Linked DNA regions of Homo sapiens: region 2 is linked to region 1. A link is an interaction called in ENCODE POLR2A ChIA-PET data of the cell type or tissue named here. Cell type or tissue: PC-3. All regions are shown on one strand.

Evidence for each region. Peaks named below come from ENCODE experiments on the same cell type or tissue, not always from the same donor. Only the 100,000 strongest peaks of a DNase experiment are listed, where the experiment ranks them.
Region 2: POLR2A ChIA-PET joins it to region 1 with 6 read pairs; 2 of 35 experiments call an interaction of 5 or more read pairs at or near these places.

What each region holds. Positions count from the first base shown.
Region 1 is chr1:47,926,336-47,928,835 of GRCh38, forward strand. All of the region lies in intron 2 of TRABD2B (TraB domain containing 2B), which reads right to left. Among named protein-coding and RNA genes, the nearest start is that of TRABD2B, 70 kb to the right of the region's middle. RefSeq lists an enhancer at 375-544 and a silencer at 902-1,196. In PC-3, no CTCF peak of the experiment used is centred here; DNase peaks (open chromatin) are centred at 456 and 1,016; H3K27ac peaks cover 1,796 bases.
Region 2 is chr1:47,697,586-47,700,085 of GRCh38, forward strand. The region is part of intron 2 of LINC01738 (long intergenic non-protein coding RNA 1738); the gene reads left to right. Among named protein-coding and RNA genes, the nearest start is that of LINC01738, 10 kb to the left of the region's middle. In PC-3, no CTCF peak of the experiment used is centred here; no DNase peak of the experiment used is centred here.

The DNA of each region.
Region 1 (2,500 bases):
CGTTCTATTGCACTGTAGATCTGCCCGGGCCAAGTCATGGCTCCTGGGGGCTCCTGGGGATGAGGTGTTCCCAGCATCTGGGGAGGAGGAAAGCATCCCAGAGGCTCTTGCTCCAGGAATGAGTGCTTGTGCTTCAACCCTACTTGATCTGCCAAGGCTCTCCCACTTTGCAGGACTGTTGGTCCTGGCTGTGCCAAGCACTCTGTCCTTTTAAAACCCCTCCCTTGGCATCCACCTAGACCACCTCCAGATCCTCCCATGCTGTGGGATAAGATCTGGCGGCAGGCCCTCTTCCTGTTGAGAAGGGCAGGCATTACTACCCAATAGTTGTGGGTACAGAGGGGTTGGAGAGAATGGGGAGGGTTGAGGATAGGGCATAGTTTCCAAACATTTTTTAGAGGAAGGAGGCCAAGAGGAATTCCCTGGGGCATGCAGCACCACAGACTGGTGCCAACTACTCAGCCCTACTCCCTTCCTCTCCAGCACACCCTTCCTGCCTTGCTTTAGAGAGCTCATCCTATAGTCTTTGCTAAGCGCTGACTGTGTATTCAGCTGAAGGATGCAGGTTCAGTATACATCCTAGTTCCCAGGTTCAAGAAGTAGGTTAAAAACAAGATCCACCCACAAACAAGTCCATGCAGCATACATCTATACACAGGCACTATGGTAGGCAAGTGCTGGATTGTATGACGCAGGCCAAGTTCAAAGAAAGGATTGATGGAGGTGAGTGGGAAAGCTGCCTTGAAGACCTTTGGAGGGTCTAGCAGGACTAAGATTGAGAATGGCACAAGATAAGAGATCATTCTTGGGAGGGGGACCTGCATGAGTGAAGGTGAGGACAGAGGCTAAGCTGGTCTTGGTGAAGGCCTGGCACAGTGGCCCCAGGGCTGGGTGTGCTGAGACCACCAGAGGTGCCGGGTGCAGCCTTCCTGCTCTGGCTGAGTCAGTCTTGCAGCCCCGTCTCCCTGACAATATGGTAAATACAGAGCCTATAAATCCAACTGCAAACATCCACTCTTCCGGTGCCTTCTCCCTTCCAAGCCAACAAGCCCAAAGCCATCCCATGGAACGTGAGCCTGCCAGTGCCAAGCACTACGGAGCTGGCTGCAGGCACGTGGACAGGCTTCTGGGCTGAAGCTGGCTCCTTCTCAGAGCACCTCCCTCCAGAGAGCCCAGGCCTGTCTCAGTCTAACCAGGCTGCAAGTGAGGGACAGACAGATGCTCCAGCAGCCACTAGCAGCAGAAAAACACTGAGGCCATAAAAAAACACTCCATGTTTGTCAGGAGGGTCCTCCCCATTAGGGGAAATATGGGGGCCATCCATTATGGGAGGTGCCTACTAAAGAGGCTGATCTCCAGTGTGCCAAGAAGAAGCTGTCAAAGGGGGAAAGGCACCCTGCAAGCGCTGTTCCTCTCTGAGCCTCTGATTCCTCATCTGCGAAATGGGAGACATTCTCCTTGCCCTGATCTTTGCATAGAAACTGAATGGAATGAAAAAGAATTGCAAGAATAATCTTCGCCTGAGCAAGACCTCTGCTTCTCTCCCCAACAAGAGTCAATCTTTCTGGATGGGGGACCCTTGGAGAGGGTTAAGCCCTTCGTATTCAAAGTGCAGTCTTGGACCAGAAGCATAAGCATCCCCTGGAAGCTTGTCAGAAATGCTGACTCTTGGGCCCTACACTAGAACTTCTGAATTGGAATCTGTATTTTAACAAGATCCTCAAGTGATCCGTGGGCACAGTAAAGTTTGAGAAGTATTGTTCTAGTCCATGGAACGTAACCCCTTCATGTTACCAGTGAAGAAGCTGAGACCCAGTAGAAATAAGTCACTTACAGGAAGCCACACAGTAAATAAGTGGTAGACATGGGCCCAAGTAGCAGTGCAGTGCAAAGGAAGAATCACAGGCCCTGAAATCAGAGCTACTTAGGTTCAAATCCTGCCTCTGCCATAACATACCCTATGGCCTAGGAAGAAAGCTAACTAATTTCTCTGAACTTTGGTTTTGCCACCTGTAAAATGGGTATAATAATAGCTATCTTTTAGGATTAATGATGAGGATTAAAATGAGATGATGCATCAGATGCCTTGCACTGCATGCATTTCATGTTTGATGTTCACAAGCTTTGCCTTCATCTGCACTCCACAACCTCTAAACTCCACACCCCATGATTATTGGGCCCAAGAATCTGTGAAAAGACTGCTTTTCTGCCTCCAACAATGCAGACACAGTTGCTGAGCTGAGAAGAAGGGAAAGAATAGGAAGAGATAGCAAGGCTCTTAAAGTCTAGACTGACTTATCCTTTAAATTCTGAAGAGTTCCCAGTCCAATCCTCTAGCAAAAAGTCAATCTGCAAACATCATCAGTTACTGTGGTACCTAAGTGTACTAGTACATAGCCCATGCTCAGTAAGATTGATGAATGCAGGACTGAAGGGTCCCTCAGGCCCTCACTCTGAGCTCTTTCAGGCTCACATCCCTCATTTTCACATGTCTGGATTC
Region 2 (2,500 bases), 230 kb before region 1:
ACCTCCAGGCCCTCCCTCCCTTAAATCCCCAGAACCAAGGAAAGCCTAGGCCTAGGCCAGTAACCTTGAGGGCTTCCGGAAACCATAAATCTTGGCCTTTCCTTGAGGGGTCCTATCTCCAGAGAACTGCCTGGGCCCTCATATCCTCTTCCACAAAGCCAATAAACCAAGCAAACACCATAAAGCTCCTCACCCCACCTGAGCTTTCCCCCACGGTCAGAGTCGGACCTGGTCAAGAGTCATGAGTTTCAGAACATGGCTATAAAATTGCACGTGGCTCCTCCCCATTTCCTTTCCAGAATGGAACTTACCTTTGCTTTCTCTCTTCCATCCTCTTTTTGATAAGTTTCCTCTTTAATTTCTTTCCAGCACCTGAGAGATCCCATCTTGCGTTCCCAGCCTCACCTCCCAGTTGCTGGTGGGGGCTTGGAGAGGAGGATGCTTTCCTAAGGCAGGTCCGGGGGTGTAATCAACCAGGGGCCTTGGCAACTGGCACACCTTGTAAATTCAAAAGTCAACAAGATGTGGAAGCAAAGGAGACCCTGGGGCTGGAGAGGAGGAAGTGGGGAGGTGAGGGTGGGCCTTATCTTGTGAAGTCGGTCAGGGGTGGCTTCTGTGCCCTCTGCCTCCCCTGGTGGGGCCTGCCCCACCCCCTGGAGCCTGGAACTTCCTGCTCTCATTCTTCACCTTCACATCCTGAGCTCAGAACTGATCACAGCTACAGCCTGGACCCTGGAAGGGGCCCTAGAGGCTTTCTCTCCCACACCCTCTCACTACAGATAGGGAGGCTGAAAAAACTGGGAGGGCCTTGCCCTAGGTCAGTGTCAGAGTGGAAATAACACTGGGCTGGGGCCAGGAGACCGGGTCTCTGGTTCTTGCCTGGGCTGAGTCCAGACCTCAGTTGCAGACTGTAGCCTTACCTCTAACCCCTAGGTTACCATGAGATGGGAGGAAAGATCACAGCTTCTTAGGGCCCATCTCAACCACAGAACCATATGAACCACTTAATGGCTATTTGCATCCGGGACACACTCTTCACTGAAAAAGGATGCCATGATCTTACCAATTTGGAAGTTTGGTGCAGTGGGCTTATTAGAGCACTGTAGCAGAGGTGTGACATTCACAAAAGTCACTTTAACCTCTCTGGACTTGAGCTTCCTCATCTGTAAAATGAGGATAATAATCCCCCTCGCCCCCCTCCACCCACTGCCAACTATCCCCTCAGCTTCTGATGAGGGTCAAAGGAGATACTGATTCAGTCTTTTGTTAGATGAATGTGTTTACATGTGAAAGAATAAATATTAAAATTATACCTATTGTTTTGTTATTATTTGGTGTTTACTCTCCTTCCTGGCTAGCCAGAAAGAGCTGGTGTTTTTTGAAGACCTAAGCCCGGGAGCAAATTTTTCCTGGTCAAAGAGGCCAAGAGTGGGCCCAGGATCTCTGCCAGGACCTGCCAGGGCCCAGAAGATTTGGGGAGGGGAGCTGCAGCATTAGAGGGCTGAGACCCCTTTATCCTTGATTAGGTCCAAAGCTGTTGGGTGGAACTGTGGCACCTGCAGAGTTAACCGCGTCCATGGTGTATCATTGCGCTAAGACAGGCTTAGAGAGAGCTCAAGGGGCCTACATTTAAATACACACCTTTCTGTTTCCACAGCTCATGTATTTTAGGGAGGAAAATTTAATCCATATACTTTTAGTTCATTTGCATTAAAGTCATCACAAAGCTTTGTCTGAGCCATTTTGAGCTTGTGTGGCCTGTTGGAGAACCTTCACTGTCTTTCGAAGGCCTTTTCTTCCTCTCTAGGCAAACAGGAAATCATACTCTGCCCAGGAGCAACCAACCTGAAACCTTCAGCGCTGCCTGCCTCACCTGCCTTCTCACACCTGGAAATGACAGGCCGAGATCAAGTTCCTCTGGAGCCCAGGAAACTCTCATGCCTGACAATTAAATGCCTCCATGATTTGCCCCAAGCTATCTTGATAGCAGTTGTACCCTAACCACCAGGCAGGGTGATGTTCATGGAAACCTCTGTTCCTGCCATTCCCTCTCCCCTGGCTACATTTCCTCCTGACATTTTGCCCATTCTCTGAGGCCCAGCTGCGGCTCAACCTCAGCCTTCCCTTGATCATCCTTATGCAAGCAGTTGCATAAGCAGTTGCCGGCTCAGGATTCAGTACTAAGTGTCATTGGTAAACGTTTATTGGATGGATGAATGGAATGGTGGATGACAGGGGCTGGGATAATTTATCCTATATTTTCTTCTTGCTTCTCCCTCTTCTGAAATGTGTCTGGCCCAGGTTTTGGTACACACGGAGGTTTGAGGAATGCCTAAAGAATGAATGCACGTGCAGTGAATGGATGGCTGTAGAAATCCATTTATAGAGCACATGCTATGGGCTCTGCATGGGGCCAGATGCTGGTATCACAGCTGTGAAGAAGACATGCTTCCTGCCCTCATCTTTCACATTGTAGCTGAGAAGTCAGGCAGACACTGGG